4 separate regions of the Mus musculus genome follow, and all the other regions are linked to region 3. A link is a loop called in an ENCODE intact Hi-C map of the cell type or tissue named here. Cell type or tissue: heart. All regions are shown on one strand.

Region 1 (5,000 bases), 110 kb before region 3:
ACAGAAGATGGGAGAGGGTGTTCCAGGGACTCAGCGCGGTGCTGTTTCTCTTGGGATCAGCTTGTGCTTGATAGGGCTGGAGAGAAGGAAGCAAGAGAGGAGAGCCTGCCATGAAGACACCCACAAATGCCTGTACCCCAGCATTCAGGAGGAGGCAGGAAGATCAAGAGTTGGAGGCCTGAGCTACAGTGTGAGATCATGTCTCAATAAAAGAAGAAAGGAGAGAGTGAGAGTGAGAAGGCTAGAGAGTGAGGAAGCGAGAGAGCGAGCAGCAAGAATACAGATGCTTGGCTTTTGGCAGGGGACCAGTCCACCTTCTTTGAAGATAGGAGACTTAGTGGCTGGCACGTGGGCAGTGCCTGGGTGGCGTTGGTTGCACTGTGCCTAGTTGGTGCTTTATAATCTGGGAGTGTCCTCACAGACCTGCCCCTTCACCATCTTCACTTTTAGCCTGCAAATCCCTCCTCTAGGAACTGTCTCTGGATACCTCCAGTCTCCAAGCCAGGAGCCTGTCTAGGCTGTGACTTAGCATTAGCTCTTTGCCTGCTGCGGCATGCCTGATTGGTAGATGGTAAATGCTAGCTTTAGTCAGCCCCACTGCTCTAGATGTGGGCTTCATGGTGATGGAGACTGTATTGGAGCTAAGAGATGTCTGTCTAGCACATAGTGAGACTCAGAAAGAGCGGCTGAACAGCGAGTGAGTGAACGGAACACAGATGCGGTCTTTCTTCCTTCTGTGGAGAAAACTCATCTCCAAAAGACTGGACTAGTCTCAGTCCACAGTGCTGGGTTCTGGCTCGTGAGTTTTGTATCCCAAAAAACAAAGGTCTCAACAGGCTACTCTTGTGAATTGGTCTTGCCCACTGCTGCTCTCTGGTCCTCTCTGCTGCACTCTGGTTAGCCTTTCTCACGCCCCGGCCATGAATCGCCATGGTTACTATATCAGCCCTGATGGTCAATTTTTATGTGACACTGTGTCTTTATTTTCTAAATATTTAAACACTCGAGCTTAACCCTTTTGCCTCATAGCTGGCTTCCTGCCTCTGTTCCACTCAGCAGGCATTAAGATGCCTGCTCTGCCATGATATCAGGGGCGAGGGGAGGGCCAGGCTCTATCTTGGCTGTTGGTACTGATCTCCAGTTTTGTCTCTGGGAAATGGGTATCCTGAATCATACTGTTTCCTAACAGAATGTGTGCCGTGCTTATTAAAGGTATGGAAACCCATATCCGGGACATGTTGAGACTTGTCCCAGCCAGGATAAACAGCTCTAGACTTCCCAAGTCCACTTGCTGTGTGCCATTGACGATGCCTCTTTAATTGTGGGAGAGGATGAATGAGGATGTGTGTGTGTGTGTGTGCTCTTTCACTTATATGTGGCCAGAGGTTGACAGTGGGTACCTTTCTCTGTCCTTCTTTTGAGCCAGGGTCTCTCATCATTTCCCCTAAGCTGACTGGCCAGCAAATCTCCAGAACGCACGTGTTTTGTGGACTTACAAGTGCATATGGCCGCTACACCCAGCTTTTAGGTGGGAGCTGGGGATCTGAACCCAGGGATTCACGCTCGACGCTTGGACAGCATGCAGGATCCTCACAGAATCATCTCTCCAGCCCTGCAAATTCTTCCTGCCAACTCTTCCAAAATCTTCCCGGGCCCTGGGAGTCTCTGTCCTAGATCCTGACGGGGCTCCGGGGCAAATTAGTTTGGGAGGAATTATGTTTGTAAGTGGAAGGTGACTTCTCCCTTTTCTTCTCCCCTCACTGGCTTGAGACAGGCCCCAGCACCTGAATATAGGTTGCCTTGGAAACCACTCAGTTGTCTTCACCCTGGGCTATGTGAAAGGAGTGAACATTGGGTGTGCTGTTCAGGAGGCTTCAGCAGTGTAAAGTGTCATCATACCACCAGGGGGACTGAGCTAGTGTGAAGGGCCTCCTATCCGCCCCACCCCAGGGCTCCGGCTCCAGTGAGCTCTGTGCTCACAGGATGTAATAGCCTGTGTCTGGAGTATTGGTCACTGTAGCCAGATAGGCCACCACTAGTTCCACTTTATTTTCTTTTATTTATTTTTTTGTGGTTGTAAAGTAGATAGATCAGGCCAAATGATCTCTGGGGCTTCTGATTCTGTGAAGGTACCACAGCTGAGGGACACTTGATGACTGGGAGATAAAAACCAGAAGGAAAGTGGCTGAGAGCTTCAGAGGACAATGACAGACAGTGCGTGGTCAAGAGGCTCCTGGAGGGGCCTATTTGAACAACCTCATCTTTCTTTTAACAGCCTCGCCTCTTTCTCGGAAGCAGAATTGGACACCTAGCTAATGGCCTCAAAGTTGAAATAGAAAGCCATCAAAATGACAGTTTTTTGGGGGGCTCTGGTATCTTGTAGTTTAAAAGAGACTTCTCTCAAGTCTTTCCCAAAAACAAACTGACCGGCCTTCTTTAAAGCCTTGAGAATGATCACGGTATGTGCCCAAGCTCCCCCACCACGCAGTTCCAGCCTCCTTCTCCAAAGTCCCTGGGCAGCGAGCTCACATCATGAAAAATCTGTCTCTGACTGTGGGGACTTGCACGTCTGAGGCTTTTTCAGAGTTAATTCATCCAAATTTGTATTGCTATGTTGTGTGTATTTGTTTATTTCTTCATTTGAAGTAGCTGGGAACTTGTGGCTTTTCCTGCCTCAGCCTCCTAAGAGCTGACCTGATTTTCAGACGTGTGCCACCATACCCAGTTATCTTCCTCCTCTGTTTATTTGGGGCTATTAATATAGGGGTCCCACTTAGGGCTGAGCACTCAGTATACATTGATTCTCAGTATTATGACTAACTATTGATCTCTGCATTAACTGTGACCACTGCTCAGAGAGGATTCTTTGGCTAATGTTAAGCACAGCACTACGCTATGGATCTAAGCATAGATATTTGGAAGATAGTTTGACAGCATGTCATTTAGCAAAACAACAGTAACAGGTTGTCCCCTAGGGCCTGTGACCTCAGGACTCATGGACTTTGGACCAGCACCAGGCCCAGATTCTTTACTGTGAACCCAGTCTCAAATCTAACCCTAAAGCAGCTGGTTACATCTACAACCTTTGTGCCACTATTGCACTTGTGGGCACATCTCATCCGGCAGATTGGTACTATAGCATGCAGGGATGGCCTGGCTACCACCTTCTGGCATGATGAAAGTTAGTCAGCAGGGTGGGGGGATGTTTTCAAGTTTGCCTGATTTCACTATGTCCTTCAATGAAAGTATGTTGTACCTTCTGCAATTGGGTTTTACAGTTTAGTTTTTCAGGGAGGAACAAAGAGCTATGGCAATAGCTCGGATTGTATTAAGGGCCTATGGGACCTTCCTGACCCCATAGGGAAGTATCCTATACTTGGTACTGAGGTTTTTATTTTTATTTATTTATTTATTTATTTATTTGCCTTTTTTTTTTTTTTTCCTTCGAGACAGGGTTTCTCTGTGTAGCCCTGGTGGCTGTCCTGGAACTCACTCTATAGAGACCAGGCTGGCCTTGAACTCAGAAATCTGCCTGCCTCTGCCTCCCAAGTGCTGGGATTAAAGGTGTGTGCCACCATCGCCCAGCTTGAGGTTTTTATTTAGTAATCCATGACTGACAAGTCTGACTCTGCAGGGTATAGCTACCATATTTAAATGTTGATCTCTCTCCACAATGGTGACAATCCTCCATCAGCAATGTGTATTAGCCCCACTGTACTGTGTCTGGCCTCCCACAGGCTATGAAACCCCACTTCCCTAGGGGTATGCGCTTTGACAGCACCACCAAGGTTCTCTGCACACTCAGAGGAACAGTAGCCATCTCTGTAGTTGCTCCTTCAATGCCTAATACACAGCAGGAGCTCGATGATTCTAAAGTGGGCGAGCAGTATCTGACTCTGAGGATTTGTAAGATGGGAAGACACTGCACAGTTTTTACCGTCTAGAAATTTCTATACACTTGTTATTGCATTATGCTGCCAAGAAAATTCTGGTAATTCTAGTTTCCTGTTGGGCAAGGAGCTAGTCAAGTGACATTTTCCCGTTTCTAAGAAGAAAGATGGCGAAATCGGCACTGCTCAGATCCTTCTAACACAGTAGTTGGATTAGGAGAAGACAGAACCCATCCTTCATTTCTATTTTGTTTAAAAGACTTGGTGCAAGTTAGAAGACATTCCATCACTCTGAAACTTCCCCTGCCAGAGGGGAGGGACACCCATGGGCACTTGACCTGGGTCTAGGTTGGATTTTGTCATTTATTTCTTTTTTCTTTTATTCATTTAATGTATATGAGTACACTGTAGCTGTCTTCAGACACACCAGAAGAGGGCATCAGATCCCATTACAGATGGTTGTGAGCCACCATGTGGCTGCTGGGAATTGAACTCAGGACCTCTGGAAGAGGAGTCAGTGCTCTTAACCACTGAGCTATCTCTCCAGCCCTTAAATTTTTTTTTCTTAAAAATGGTAGTAAAATATATGTAACATAAAAATTTGCCACTTTACAATACAGTTCAATGGCATTAAGGGATATTCATGTGTGGTTCAAGGATTATCATCAGAATTGACTTCATTACCTTCTATGTAACCTATGTGCTTTGATACAAAATAGATTTGCTTCATGCCCTCATTTGCACAAGCATCCTTTATCATCCAGCTCCTGACCCCACCTCCATCCTGTGTAACACACTGTATCTCAGGCTGTGGTCCTGTTTCAAGCCTTGGCCTGGCATGCAGCTGCACACACGGCGACAGTGGCAGCAAGCCACATGTCCATTCATCTCATGTGGGCGAGGGATTCCAGTTATCCTTGACAGCAGTCTCATTTTACAGATAAGTGAAGTGAGGCTGAGAGGGGAGAGATTACCTATTCAAAGTCACGTGGCTGATGAGAGGCAGAGCTAGCCTCAAACAGACAGCCATCTCCAAATCCTGCAGACTTCTTTGCTAGTTGGGGTGCACTCCACTCTCCAACCCATCCGTGCCCCTGACTCCTGTGGTAT
Region 2 (5,000 bases), 240 kb before region 3:
TAAGGGCCCGACTCCAAGGGCTAGAGGCTAACTGTGTCCGGGGTGTAGATGGGGTGTGTCTCAACTGGGGTGGAGATCCACAGGATGGCAAGGCCACTAAAGAACAAGGCCACAAGGGGCAGGAGCCAGACCCCAGCTTATTGGAGCAGCATAAGCAGCTTGAGGCGGAGGCCAAGGCCCTAAGGCAGGAGCTGCAGAGACAGTGGCAGCTGCTGGGGTCTGTGCACTGGGACCTGCAGAGGGGCTTGCGGGATGCTGGCCGGGGAGCCCCAGCTCACCCTGGCCTGGCTGAACTCGGTCACATGTTGGCCCAGACACTGCAGGACCTCGAGAATCAGGGTATCAACACTGGCAGGTCCCCCAATGACTCGGAGGCCTGGCACCAGAAGAAGCCTCACACCCAGAGTCCCAGGGAGTGGGGTGGGAAGGAGAAGTGGCGCGGTGGGCAGAGGGATCAGAAGGCTGAGCACTGGAAGCCGAGGAAGGAGGAGTCTGGCCAGGAGAGGCAAAGGAGCTGGAGGGATGAGGGCCGGGAGCACACTGGGCGCTGGAGGGAGGACAGACTGCGGGCGGACGAATCTGGGAGCAGAAAGGACAGCAAGCGACAGGACCCCAAGGTACACCCTAGGAAAGATGGGAACTCCCATTCTGTAGAAAGGCAGAAGCATTCTTGGGGGAAAGACAACAGCCCTGACGCCCTGTCCTCCTGGGAGGAGCTGCTGAGGCGCAAGTACCGACCCCCTCAGGGCTGTTCAGGTGTGGCCGACTGTGCCCGGCAGGAGGGCCTGGCCCTCTTTGGTGTGGAGCTGGCCCCTGTGCGGCAGCAGGAGCTGGCCTCTGTGCTGAGAGAATACTTGTCTCGGCTGCCCTGGGCCGGGCAGCTGACCAAACAGCTGCCCCTCTCACCTGCTTACTTTGGAGAAGATGGCATCTTCAGGCATGACCGGCTTCGCTTCAGAGATTTTGTGGATGCCTTGGAGGACAGCCTGGAGGAGGTGGCACTGAAACAGACAGGCGACGATGATGAAGTGGATGACTTTGAGGACTTTGTCTTCGGCCACTTCTTTGGGGACAAGGCCCTGAAGAAGAGGTGGGAATTGGGGATGGGCGTGGGAGAGAGTAGCCGAGGGATTTGAAGGCGTTGGGCCCTGAATGAAGAGGTCTGTAGCTTGAGTCTCTCTCTTCATTTCTGATCCCCTGGCCTTACAAAAAGAAGGCTTCTGGGTACACATCCTATCTTCCCATGAGGGGCTGCAGTGGTCCTGAGGGGTCCCCCTTTGAGCCAGGACCCCCTCCCCACCTTGCCTGTACATAGAGGGCCCCTTGTCTCCCCCAATGGATTCATCCTGGAGCCCAGGTTCCTCCCTTGCTTGGTGGCAGTCACCTGAGCTGGCCTCCACCAGAAGAACAGGGCTCCTTCTCCTTAGGGTCTTATCTCAGTATGTGGCATTGTTTCCTAAAGGCCATTTCCTGCTTCCTTCCCTGTCTCCCCCATAGGTCACGAAAGAAGGAGAAGCACTCCTGGAACCCCAGAGTTGTGGGGCCCAGGGAAGAGCACAGCCGCCATCCGCACCACTACCACCAAGGCTGAGCCCTGTCCTGCTGCAACAGCCGGCCTTGGCATGCACCCAGCTCAAGATGCCTGGAGTTATGTGACCCTAGCAGCTATGCTCCCACTGTCCAGCGGGCCCCTCCTGGCTCGTTGGTGCCCTTGAATGACCTTCACAGAAGAGAGCAACGCACTTGGCCCTGCACTGGTACCACTTTTGCTAAAAAAAAAAAAAAAAAAGAAGAAGAAGAAAAAAAAAAAGGCCATAGTTGGCGCTGCTGAACTGTCTAAGCAGACATATGCAAAGATAAAGGCCCTGGGTACTAAGTGACATGTAGGGGCCTGCTGGGAGCCTGCTGGGGAGGACTCTTATTCTGAAGTCAGAGAGCTGTCATTTTTTTGTGGCTATCCTGGGTCCACAGCAGAGCCTATCACCCTGTGCTAGAGCTGCTGGTTAGAGACTTAGCTCCAGACTTGCCTTGGGGTTTAGCTAGCTGTGGAGACAGCTATCCCTAAGCCTGAGGAGTCCTCACCATGCCTCTTGCGGCTTTCACCTCCCCACCTGAGCTGTCCCACCATGGCGGGGCTCTGTCACTTGAGGTGGTCCCTAAATGCAAGGAACACCTTGCAGTCACCACGCTGGTGTTTAGGCACAATCTAGGCACTGCACTCGGCCTTCCCATCCATTCCCCATGTGCGCCCACCTTCCCCAAGGAGCCTAGCCTTGAGTCCAGCCACCAATTGTCTCACAGTCCAGGTGGGGTGGCCTCAAGCCAGGTCATTCTCCGCAGTGTGGTGTGGTGTTCTTATCCTCAGAAAGAGAGCTGAAGGGAATGGAGTCAGTGAAGCAAGGAAGCAGACATTCTGTTTCTGCCACACAAGAATCGATCCCTTTTTTGGAGCGTGCTGTGGAGGACAGGGAACACGCTAACCTGGGTCTGCAGAGGTGAGGGAGCCACTAGGTGGCGCTCTGGCTTCACATTTCTCTAGACTTCTCCCTCCTGCCCCTGGTCACCACCCCACACCCCAGACACCCTACCCATTGACTAGCTCTCAAGAATTCCCAGAATCCCCCTGGTTATTCTTCAGGAACGCCCCGCCCCCTCAGTTCAAACCTCTACGCCATTGGTAGCACACTGGGCTTCTAGCTCTGGAACTCTCCCAGGGACTCTAGGGGGCAGTGACCACACAGGTCAGGTCAATTAAGGAGGGGATTAAGGACTGTAAGCTTACTGGGCAATGGTGATGCACGCCTTTAATCCCAGCCCTTGGGAGGCAGAGGCAGGCTGATTTCTGAGTTTGAGGCCAGCCTGATCTACAAAGTGAGTTCCAGGATAGCCAGGGAAACAAAACAGGACTGTAGGCTCTAGAAAGTGCTGGAATCGATTTTGAATTATTTAGCAATGCTTTTATGTCACTGTTAAAAGGCTTTTAAGTGCAGTGGCTTGTTTAATTTCCGTGCTAGACAAGACAGGTAGAAAGGGTGGCTCATTCCACAAATGTTTAAACAGTCTGCTGTGTGGTGCTGGAGGGATGGCTCAGCCGCTGAGGGCACAGGCTGCTCTTCCAGAAGCCCCAGGTTTGATTCCCAGCACCCACATGGTAGCTCACAAATGTCTGCAACTTCAGTCTCCAGGGATCTGATGTTCTCTTCTGGCCCTGTAGGCACCAGGCACACACACACACGGTACACAAACATACACGCAAAAACAAAAAAAGATCACCCATCACCACATTTCTTGAAAATAAAAGTCTATTGTGTATGAGAACCAGGTAGTGAGGCCCTAGGCCTGTAGACCCTTTAATATGCATGGAATCTGCAGCAGCAGGAGCTCTGGTTAGACTTAAGGCACATTACCTTACACAGGTCAGTGTTGTAGGCTGGGGGCTCCAGGAAGGAGCCGTCTGGTTTAGAAAGACAATTATATTCCCTGTCTCTCTGGACCAGTGTCCCTCAGAAGGAAGGCAGGTTTAACCCTGCTTTTGCTGCTCACTCAAGGGTCCTCAGAGATCGATCTGTTTATACAGATGTGGTGACCTTGGTGGCTGGGTGAAAGCTCAAGGCCGGAGGCAGGTAGGCTGGCATGTTGGGGTGCTGGGTCTGGAGATGGGGATTCACAGGCCTGCCTTGGTTTCCTAGATGGTGTTGGTACAGGGCTCTCTGGCCTCTGGTTTCCATGTCAAGAGCTCATGTTGGATAATAAATTTTGGAGTCTCAGAGTTCCTCTAGCCTGGTTCTTCTCTTCTCACACCCTCAGGGCTTTATCAGTGGAACTGCATCTGCAACTACCAAGCTAGGAAGGACAGGAGAGCCATTAACCCAAGGGGCATGCTGGGGAGGGCCAGGGAACCAGGTACATTGGGGCCCCATGGGGGAAGGGCCTCATACCCACCATGGCCTTGAGGTCCCTCTCTCTCTCACTCGCACAACCTATAGTGACACTGAAGAGTGACCACAGGCGCTCCTCTGACGGTGGGGCCAGTGCGTGGGATGGAGTGTGAGAAGGGCTGGAGGCAGTGCCCTGTGGTTGCTTGAGGGCTGGAGGACAGCACCGCAGGGCAAAGTGATTCTAGGAGCAGAGATGCTTGTTGCTGCGCTGGGCCCTGCTGGCTCTTTAGGGTCTGTGCTGGGACTCGTCTAGTTGAAGCTCGTGGTGTTTGCGGTGACTTTCCATCCTTTCTCTGGGGGCTGCTGCCCTCAGAGTGTCCCTGGGAGCTTTGTGAGGGTGTCGCTGGAGTGGAGGGTAGTCAGGCCTTACCTCTCTTCCTCTCAGATATCGATATCTCCTCCTCCTCCTCCACCCCTTCTCTTATTCTCCTGCCTCCCTTCTCTCACCCATACCTCTCTCCTGTCCTGTTTCTTTTTCCCTCCCCTTCTCTTTAGCGTCAGACCCAGGACGCCCTGTGTGGCAGGCAAAGGTTTTACTGCCAGCGGCACCTCTTACCATTTTTGTTTGGAGACAGGATATTACTGTATATCCCTGCCTGACCTCAGACTTTCAATCCTCCTGCCTCTGGGGCCCGAGAGGCTGGGACTACAGTCCTGTACCGCCACACCCTTTGCAGGGCCTTCTACGTTTAAGTGGAAAACATCATTCTGTTAGCCAGTCCCCAAAACTGCTTTCCCGGGGGCCATAGCCTGTTACTTCTCCCTTCAGATTCTGCTTCTCATCTGTTCTCACTGCCTTTCCAGGCTCCCCACATGCCCGCAACCCAGCCTTTCACCACCCATGTCTCTCTCTCTCTCTCTGCTTCTTGCAACCTCCTGACCATACTCCCTCTCACCCTCCACCTGTGACAGAATGACAAGTGGAGTGGAGTGAGTCACCTCTGGTCCTGTCTGTCCCTATTAGTTCCTGAGAGTTAGGGTAAATACTACCCTTGAGAGCTGTTCCCAGTCTCCTTTGCTGGGCCCAAGGACAGACCTCAGGACTAGCTAGCTGTTGCCATG
Region 3 (5,000 bases):
CTCACTTTGTAGACCAAGCTGCCCTCGAACTCAGAAATCCGCTTGCCTCTGCCTCCCGAGTGCTGGGATTAAAGGCATGCGCCACCACACCCGGCCATATGCTTTATTCTCAATCCCTGCCGGGTAGACACTTCTCTCTTCCAGGTGTTTGGACACTGTGATGCCAGTCTTGTCATCAACTTGGTAGGATTTAGGATCACCATGAAAACTGATCTCTGGACATGTCTGTGAGGGAATGTTTAGATTCTGGTTCGTTGAGGTGGAAAGTCTCGCCTTCAATGTGGATGTCGTCATCTCCTGGGTAGGGTCCCAAAGAAGGAGAAAGTGAGATGAGCACGCTCACCCTAAGCAAGGAAGAACAAGTTTACCATGGGATGAACAGGCGTCCCTGCATCCTGGCCCTCGCCCCTCCCCCCACCCCCCATCAAGATGTACTGTGCTGTTACCTGCTCAAACCAGGATCCATGGCTCTTCCTGGTTCACACTTTCTGACTATAGATGCACTGTGGCCGTTTCCTGATGCTCCTTTTGCCACACTTTGCTGTCACCATGGACTGTGTCCTCTTGGAATTCAGAGCCAAAATAAGCCCTTTTAAAAGTTGCCTTTGCCTGCCTTCCCTCCCTTCCTCCCTCTTTCTCTCCCTCCCTCCATTCATCCCTCCCTCCCTCCTTCCCTCCATCCCTCTTTCCACCTCCCCCTCCATTCTATTTTCCATGTCTTTTTCCCACCCCCACCCTGTCTTCACAAATACTATTTCCAAATATTGCCTCTGAGAGCTCAGGTTTGATTGTGGATCTAGAGTTGGGGAATTGATGGAAGAAAGCATCAGTCACCTGGAGAGCAAACACTGAGCCTCTGCTCAGTCCAGCCCAGATGACACAGGGCTCTGTGGAAGAGTCATTATTATGTCAAATCCCCGCTAGGGAAAGGCCACCCAATTTTAGTTGCTCATTTCCACAGGCAAACTGTGTCCCCTCCATGGGTAAGCTCACAGATTCTGTAGTTTCTTCCTTCTGCCTCATTTTCACACCGTCTTCCAGATCCACGGTTAGGGTTTGGGGGCCGAAATACTGAACAGTATCAACACTTCATTTCCAAAGACATTTCAGTAGACAGCGCAAACAGCTGCATCCTGCACACAGAAGCAAGTCTGCCACGCCTGCTCGGCACCTTCGTAGCTTTCACCCTGAGCGACTCCAAAGATAAAGTGCTAAACTCTTAAAGTCTCCAACTGTCAGAACCGATATCTGTCCCATGTTTATGTGTTTGGAAACCATGGCACTCAGAGGAACCGCCAAAGTACATGTGCAGTACACGGAGGGAGGTTTTGGGAGTCAGACCAACAAGGCACATATTTTAGCCTGTGAAGGGAATTTGTCTAGCTCTTCCATTAGACTACATCCCTAGCCTCAAGTATTTTTGCTTCTTATCTGCAAAAGGACAATGCTTATATCAAAGGGCTGCTGAGGATTAAATGTGATTAAATGGACCAATTCCCTGGTCCAGCTGCATCAACATCACCAGAAAACTTGTTAAAATGCTAATAAGCTGACCCTAGCCTAAGTCTACTGAGTGAAGAGCTTTGGGGATGGAGCCAGCAATCTGTGCTTTAAGGAGTCCTTCCATGAAGTTCTGATGCTAGCTCACGGTTAGGCTTAGGGTAAAGGCAAAGCAGACAGACACCCAACAGTTTTTTCTTCTATTCTCCTGAGTGTTTGTAGGGTATGTCTTGCTTTTGCAATGCTTGGCAGGCATTCTCTTCCTGAGAAGTACCCCTAGCCTCTCATTAAATAACGCCATTAATCCTTTACATTCAATGGCTTCTACATGAACTGAGCTAGGGAATTCAGCCTGCTTGCCCAATTGCACCTTCTAAGTCTGAACCTTGAAAGCCTATCTGAGATGTATCCTCGGATTCTCAAGGAAATCGACACCGAATACACCACAATGCTGTCATTGTTTACCCGGCGCAGCGAAGGTGGGGTGGGCAAACCTCACTCTATGTGGTTTTAGAGGCTTGCCTAGGAGAACACAGGAACCTGGTTCTCTCAGGAAGAAACCTGGTCTTTCTATCTTCCCAGAGCCAGTCCTTGCCAGGCTGCAGCCCTGACTCAATGCTGCCATCCGGTGGACAGAAGGGAAGTGCCTGCGGGACCACGGGCTCCACCCAAGCCAGCATTTCCTGGGTTTCTAGGAGCAGTCGTCCCTGATGGCTTCAGGCAGATTTAGAGGTGATGCTGCTGAAGGAGCCGCCCTCAAGGTGCTGGCAAAGAACTGGAGGAACGGGTGCTGCACGATGCCCCCGGAGGGACCGGCGCTGCTCGATGCCTCCGGAGGAACGGGCGCTGCACGATGCCCCCGGAGGGACCGGCGCTGCACAATGCCCCCTGGTTAGTATTCTCCAAGTGTACAGCCCCGACGAGGGAGGTGTTTGCTCTCAAGCGCCTGAAAAGCCTATTTACATATACAATCTGTTCCTAACAAGCAGCAGAGAGTTTGCAGAACTATTAATAAGTCTTCCCAGACAACAAATATACATTTTAATGAGAAGCTGAAAATTAAGAGTAACTTTAAAATGCTGTGCAAAGGCTCAGCTTCTAATTATAATCTCCTAGAGGGGAAAACATGGGATGGCTTCATTTCTCCTGATAGACCAGACACTCCAAGAGCTCCCATTGATAAATCAGCATTTTCATTTATATCCTCTCCTGCCTTGTGATTTAACATTCTCTCAGGATACTTCGCTTTAACAGAAAATACCACTCTGAGCAAATGCAATTAGCCAAATTCTATATACAGCTAATTCAGCCTTTCATAAAGGTTTTTAGACATTGGTTAATAATTGGAGCACGTCAGAAAGATATAGGGAATACTTCTAGCTTGTAGAATAAAGTGTCCCTTTGTAGAACTGAAGGTGTGTGTGTGTGTGTGTGTGTGTGTGTGTGTGTGTGTGTGTGTGAAGAGGGAGGCTAGTGTGGAGGCTTTCTCAGGGACAAATCTTCAATTAAAACATCAAAACAAATAATACAGTAACATAATAAAACTCACTGAATAAAATAAGAAATATGAACCTAAATAGATGCAGATAAAATAGAAATCTTGATGAAGAATAGGATATTTTAAGCCAGGAGTCAAGGAGTTGGCTCAATGGGTAAAATGTTTATTGCACAAGCCTGAGTTCAAATCTCCAGCATCCAAATAAAAGCCAGGTCTGGTTATGCTGCCTGTGATGTAGATTTGGGAGTTAGAAACAGGCAGATCCTGGGGGTTTGATGGCCATTCTATCCAAAATGGCAAAGTTCAGTGAGAGACTGCCCCCAAATTGATAAATAGAGGCCCAGAAGTGTTTGGAGAAATTATCCAGATGTCAACTTCTGGGCATTACATGTGAGTACACCTGTCTATACATGTGACATTTATCTATTCAACACACACACAGCGCACACACACAAACACATAACTGGGCATGGTGGCCACGCCTGCTGCTGTTTCCAATGTATGAACTTTACATGTGTCTTAGTTACTTTTCTCTTGCTGTGATAACACACAAAGACCAAGGCAACCTATTAAGAAACCTTTTAATTTGGCTTGCAGCCTCAGAAAGTTAAAGTCCAGCCAGGCAGTGGTGACGCACGCCTGTAATCCCAGCACTTGGGAGGCAGAGGCAGGTGGATTTCTGAGTTCGAGGCCAGCCTGGTCTACAGAGTGAGTTCCAGGACAGCCAGTGCTATACAGAGAAACCCTGTCTCAAAAAAAGAAAGAAAGAAAGAGAGAGAGAGAGAGAGAGAGAGGGAGGGAGGGAGGGAGGGAGGGAGGGAGGAAGGAAGGAAGGAAGGAAGGAAGGAAGGAAGGAAGGAAGTTAAAGTCCCTGAGGGCAAAACAAGGAGCAACTGAGAACTCACATCTTGATCCACAAGAGTACTGGGAACCTTAAAGTCAACTTCCAGGGATACACTTCCTTTAATAAGGCCACACCCCCTAATCCTTCCCAAACAGTTTCAATCGAGAACTACATATTCAATGTATAAGCCTATAGAGGCCATTCTCATTCAAACCATCAGAACTTTTGTGAGTGGTGTGTGTGCTTGCACATGTGGTAAGAACCCGTTCTCTCCTGTGGGTCTTGGGGACTGAACTCAGATCATCAACCTTGGTGGCAAGTCCCTTTAACCACTGAGCCATCTTTTGGGCCTGCCCCTGAATGTTGACTTTCTTGCTTTCATTTTCAGAGTGGTAAGTATAGGTGAGTGCCACCACACCCAGATTATACAGTGTTGGAGATAAAACCTAAGACTTTATGTGTGATAAACAAGCACTCTATCATGAGGGAGAAAGATTAGAATATGGCATAAGCACACACACATACACACACCACACACACACACCACACACCACACACCTATCTCTCTTTCTTTCTCTCTCTCTCTCTCTCTCTCTCTCTCTCTCTCTCACACACACACACACACACACACACACACACACACACTACATTTTTTTTAAAGAAAAGGACAATAAAGTGTTGTTTGGTGGGACATACATGTACTCCAACTCTTAGGGAGCTGAGAGCAGATGATCACAAGCGTTAGAGCAGCCTGAAACTAGCCACAAAGCCAGAAACTAGGATGGGAGGAGGGATGTGAAAGAGGAGGGAGAAAGGGGAGGAGAGGGGAGTAGTGCACATCAATGATGAGTGAAGACTTCTCAGGAGTCTCACAAGGACGTCCATGTCCACGGGTGTGTGTGTGTTGGAGAGGCAGAGCCTACTGTCCCGTGCTGCCTGGCCAACCCATAAGATAGGTCTCTCACAGGGCATGAAGGCTTCCTTTAGACCTTCTCTCCTAGTCAAACTGGCAGAAACTACTTTTCTTTCACTCTCTGGTGACCATGGGGGATCCCAGCAAACAGGATATCCTGACCATGGATAGGCACCTCTGCTTGATGACCATTACTGATGCCTGCTTTGACTGGGATGCCAAAGCCTCCAGCTGGGCAACCCTAA
Region 4 (5,000 bases), 180 kb before region 3:
TCTGTAATGAGATCCGATGCCCTCTTCTGGTGTGTCTGAAGACAGAACACTCGTATGAAATAAATATTTTGAAAACCAACTAACCAACCAACCAACCAACCAACCAAAACAAAACCCAAACAGCCCCCCAAACCTTCCTAGGTCCTTAGCCATGTCACATTCATTACTTCTAGGGAGCCAGTCTCTTCTGTTGCGAAATCAACTTCCCAAGCCCAAACTCAGGGTCTCTTGTTGCGACTGACTGGCCAGACTAACAGATATTTACTCTTCCTTTGTTTCTACTGCTAGCAGTACCCAAATCAACTTCCTAAGCCCAAACTCAGGGTCTCTTGTTGGCTGCTCCTCCAACAGTAGTTTTGCTCAGCTGAGGATGGAGTGCCAGGCAGCCTGAACCTCTCCACAGGCATGGGGAAGTTGATGACCTGTCTGACCCTTGTCAGGAGATGCCGAAGCCGCCCCATCCCCACCCCCACCACAGTCAAGGCTTCCATTGCTGGAGGTGGCTACACTAGACAACTGATGGTGGATACTGGGAGCTGCTGGCCAGGATTTGCCCTGCTTTCTTTCCTTGCCCTTTCTCCGGCCCCCTTGGCTCAGATGGAAAAGGCAAGATGCAACAAGCCACTGGCTTTTCTTGCCCCAGGGGGCTCACATTTGCCAGTTTGTGGGGGCTGCCGGGCTTAATCACTTGAGGAAGGAAGAAAACTCTGCTCTGAGAAAAGAGGATTAGCACTCCGCAGGCTGCCCAGGAGTTCCCAGAATGGGGCCACAGGATTGTGGGAGCAGCAATTTGTCATCAAAATGGCCCTGGGAACACCGTTTCGGAAACAATCAGAGAAGGCAAGGTTTCCTAATGATAGGAAAAAACCTCCCCAGCTGGAATAATGGCTTTTACTTGGCACTCGTTCTTTCTGAAACACACAGCCTTACCTATCCCCCCTCCGACGTGTGATTTTGTAGTACCAGATGGGAAGGAGTGAAGACAGGGGTGGGCCCGAGTCTGGACTCAGTGTTGGGTCGGGGCAGGTCCCCAGCTCTGCATGCCAGTGTCACTATAAATGGGGGCAACTTCATACAGAGAGCTCCTGGCAAGTGGTTCCGTTAGAAACGTCTTAGGTCCCTTCCCCTGTGTCGTCTCCAGCCTCTTTACACACAGCTTTAGTCATACACACATATATGCACCCGCACACATACATGTACGTGCACACACATCTTGTTCCTTCTCCCGTCTCTATCTATTCACAGTCTTGTCTTCCAAGAAGTGATGGGGGAGAGGTGGTAACCGGGCATAACTGGCCTCGTCCTCCTTATGCCTGTGCTGAGTCACCTATACAGGCTCTGAATGAGACAATGTGGCTCCCAGAAGGCCACCCTGGAATTCATGCACAGTGACTTTTAGGGCCAGCATGCTTTCCTCTATGCCCTCTTCTGGAAGGTTCTGGGACATGAAGTCACTTGGTCCTGTCCAGCAGCTGGTGTCTCTGGTTAGGATGCTCAACATGAGTCTTGAGTCTGTGGCAAGGTCTTGTTCTAGTCTGGAGAACAGGTGGCAGCTGTGGTGACTTCTCTGTGGAGGGGAATCTCTGCTCTTACAGCTGGGAACAGAGTAGAGTGGCAGTGTCCTAGAGGGGAGTTTTAGAACAGTGATGTCCTCTGGTCTTGTGGTGGTGGCAAGATTAAAGTCAATAGCCATATAGTGGGAGCCCATTGCAGGGACTGTTCTGAGCCCATGGCTGGTAAGGGAGTGGCTAGCATTGGTGATGATGAGCTGTTCTTGGTTGTTCAAACGAGGGGGCATGTGGCAATCTGGGGTACTTCTGTCCACAGGGTGGCGCAGTGGCCAGGAACCTAACCCAGAAACACTTGGACTGTGGCTGCTTTGTGTAAGTAAGAAGGCTGTGGAAGGTCTTCCCACAGACTTGTTCTGTCCCCAGCTCTCGACTTCTCAGCCCTCTCTTCCTCCCAGTGTCCTGTTGAGAGACACTGGCCAGAGTGATTAAGTGTCCGATTTGACAGGGAGCCTGTTTAGACACTTATTGCTTTTCTAATTCTGGCTGAATCAACATTGGTTTTGTCAGTCTCCCGACACGGGTCAAGCTTGTTGCTTCCAATTTCAGGTGATTTCCGTCTTGTCACTCTCTCGTTCCTGCCACAGCCCGTCTAATCCTCGGGCTCTCAGCCACCCAGTCCCTCCCTGAAGCATCCAGGCTGCCTCCTAGGCTTGGCAATTAGAGACCTGGTCTCCAGCAGGGAGGACAGCTTCGGATTGTTGCTGAGGAGGGAGAGCGCAGCCGCGTGTCCATAGCAACCCTCTGGCTTTCACCTTTACCAGGAGTGAAGGGAGGCGAGGGAAGGGATAGGCAGGCGTTGTCTGGCCCGCATCTCAGCAGCGCACTGGATCTGGGGCCTTGGTCCTGGGTGTGCTCTTGGGTGTATGAGGGATGTCGGGGCTTCCTTCCTCGTGCGGCAGTGGTTACATGAGGCTGAGGTTGTAAGGGCAACAGGGCAGGAGATGCTGAGGCAGGGGTAGGGGTGGGACTGCTGCTATACGTCCAAGTAAAACCAAGATCAAGGTCAGGGGAAGAGGGCTTGCCAAAGAGACCTGGGCACCCAGCTTGTCCTAAGATGTGTGGGTTTTATGAACTTCCCTCCCAGCTTATTTTTCTTTCAAGTAAGTGTGGGCCTGAGGCAGCTCTGTGTTCCTGTCCAGCCTTCCCACTCAAAGGCACTGTGCTGTCCTCATAGAGCATCGGGGCTCACACCTTCTCTACCGTGTATCGAGTCTCGATAGATAGGAGCTACCTTTGTGCTATTTGAGGCCAACACGGTCTACATAGTGTGTTTCTAGTCATCGAGAGCTACACAGTGAGACCTTTCCCCCCTGCACCTCAAAGAAAGCTTATTTTTTCAGAATAGCACAAGGGCTCCTGGCATCCACTTTAGTTCTTGGGTCTTTGTAGAAGGATGCTGACTGTTGAGTTGGCTAGTTGGGATTGGGCGTAAGGGGCACCTGTGTGCGAGTGTGTGCATGTGTGTGTGTGTCCCCCAAGCTGCCTGGAGTGCAAGTCTATGTGCCACCAGCAGAGGGCACCACATTCTGCACAAACCCTCCACAGGTTGCTCTACCCTAGGTGGGAGAGCAGAGCAAATTGGAGTCAGTAGGGTCTAATCTCAGAGTTGTATCTGGTGTACAAGCCTCCAGGCCCTTTGCTCTTTACCTGACAGATCTGCTGTGGTGGGTTCAGCAGGCTCAGGGCAACCCCAGTCAGGTCCCACAACTGTTCCTTACTCTCTCTGCAAGAGAGTTGTTCCCCAGAGCGCTCTTTTCCTGTCAGGCCCTGTCTACTTGGCTCTAGTACCTTGGGTGGTACTGGGGCCTCCTTTGTGTCTTGGAAACTGTTAGAGACTTTCTTCCTCTATCATTTTGGAGCTGGGGCCAAGCAGCCAATTTCCTCAGTATATTTTAATAAGAGCATGCTCTGCGGTAGGCACTGCTACAAATGCTAAGAATCCAGCAGCTATGAATGCCACCCAGGCGAAGAAGCCCTTCTCTTGCCGGAAGTCCTCACTGTCTACAAGACAGCCAGTCTGGCAGGTGAAGGGATCTCTCCTTGATTTGGCCTCAAGAAGACACCATTTTGGATAGTTCTAAGCTCTGGGATGAAGCCCTCTCTAGTCAGGGGTCTATATGAGCCTCTGTTAGCTACTGGCTTTCTCAGTCCATATGGTGACCCTGTTTACCGAGTGTATGTGCTACCACCGGGAACCCAACAGGCCACCACGGTGACAGAATCTTGGCATTCTGTGCCTGTTTCCCAGCCTTTTCCCTAGACACACTTCTTTCCCGTCACAGTGCCAACACCTTTCATTTGACCTTGACCCCGCAGACAACTGCTCCCATCTGGAGTGATTCATCTGTCCAGAACAGTAAGTTCTCACGCCGAAGCGCCAGAGAGGAAGGGTTCGTGAGAAGCATTTAATAATATATCTGGTCTTCACAGCCAGTGGTGGCAGGAGACCTGAAGGGTCTGGCTTTATAAGTTGAGTGCTGAGATGTGCTCCTTACGATTGCTGGCAGAAGAAAATGGCAGCTGGAAGCCACCGGGGTGGGGTCCAGCCCATGGCTCCTCCCAGGACTTTGCCCAGATACCCCTTCCCATCTTTTCACTAGGGAGGGACCAGCCGACCTTTACAGCCATGGCAGACTCAGTGTTTCTCCCTAGAGCCTCTCCTGTCATCAGAGAGGCTCCTGTGAGGTCTGGGACAGGAGTGACAAACATAGGGAAGTGACATGCCTTCCTGGAAGGGAAAGAGCCCAGAGATAGGGTGGAGTCAACAGATGTGACTTTTTTGGTTTGTAGCTTGGCCTCTTGCCTCCTGTAAGCAAGAGCTAGCTGCTTGCTGTCTTGACCCCATTTTTCCAGCAGTAGAATGGGTACGCTGACCTGACCCCTGGCTGTTGGCATCACATATGCACAGAGCAAGTCCCAGAAAATGCTCCAGGTGTGGACAGGTCATAGGTCTGTCCCCATCACAGTGGTGCCTAAACTAAGTTTAATTTTTGTTTAGCAAAGCAGGGTGTTGTGTGATTCCTTGGCATGCATAGGTGTTTAGTTAGTGTTAGTGTGTGGCTTGGTGGCCGGAGGAAGAAGGCACTGTAGTTATCATACCTTAGTCTTCAGGTGGTAAATAGGTTATAGTTAATTTTTAAAAAAGATTTATTTATATATTTATATATCATTAAGATTTTTTTTATATGAGTACACTGACACTGTCTTCAGACACACCAGAAGAGGGCATTGGATCCCACTACAGATGGTTATGAGCCACCATGTGGTTGCTGGGAATTGAACTCAGGACCTCTGGAAGAGCAGTCAGTGCTCTTAACCACTGAGCCATCTCTCCAGCCCTATAGTTAAGTTTTAACATACCTCACCTCAGAGTCTGAGCGTAGAGGAACCCAGAGGAAAGAAACATTATAGGATATGTATACTCACCAA

What was found. Peaks named below come from ENCODE experiments on the same cell type or tissue, not always from the same donor. Only the 100,000 strongest peaks of a DNase experiment are listed, where the experiment ranks them.
Region 1: it touches region 3 in a loop (2.2-fold over the local background); 3 of 42 quality-filtered maps call a loop at or near these places.
Region 2: a loop joins it to region 3, with 7 times the contacts of the local background. A loop is called at or near these places in 8 of 42 quality-filtered maps.
Region 4: a loop joins it to region 3, with 7 times the contacts of the local background. A loop is called at or near these places in 26 of 42 quality-filtered maps.

The regions. Positions count from the first base shown.
Region 1 is chr3:89,572,552-89,577,551 of GRCm38, forward strand. All of the region lies in intron 2 of Kcnn3 (potassium intermediate/small conductance calcium-activated channel, subfamily N, member 3), which reads left to right. Among named protein-coding and RNA genes, the nearest start is that of Kcnn3, 55 kb to the left of the region's middle. In heart, a CTCF peak has its summit at 1,911; no DNase peak of the experiment used is centred here; H3K27me3 peaks cover 425 bases.
Region 2 is chr3:89,447,176-89,452,175 of GRCm38, forward strand. Pbxip1 (pre B cell leukemia transcription factor interacting protein 1) reads left to right here. Exons shown (of 11, transcript NM_146131.2): 10 at 1-1,090; 11 at 1,498-3,777. The coding sequence ends at 1,591. Among named protein-coding and RNA genes, the nearest start is that of Pmvk, 9.4 kb to the right of the region's middle. In heart, a CTCF peak has its summit at 2,498 (motif pointing right); DNase peaks (open chromatin) are centred at 1,616, 1,926, 2,106 and 2,586; H3K4me3 peaks cover 838 bases; H3K27ac peaks cover 3,797 bases.
Region 3 is chr3:89,686,737-89,691,736 of GRCm38, forward strand. No RefSeq gene overlaps it. Among named protein-coding and RNA genes, the nearest start is that of Adar, 41 kb to the right of the region's middle. In heart, a CTCF peak has its summit at 2,129 (motif pointing left); a DNase peak (open chromatin) is centred at 2,135; H3K4me3 peaks cover 487 bases; H3K27ac peaks cover 458 bases; H3K27me3 peaks cover 531 bases.
Region 4 is chr3:89,509,342-89,514,341 of GRCm38, forward strand. No RefSeq gene overlaps it. Among named protein-coding and RNA genes, the nearest start is that of Kcnn3, 8.3 kb to the right of the region's middle. In heart, CTCF peaks have their summits at 1,827 (motif pointing right) and 3,099 (motif pointing right); no DNase peak of the experiment used is centred here; H3K4me3 peaks cover 721 bases; H3K27ac peaks cover 436 bases; H3K27me3 peaks cover 2,971 bases.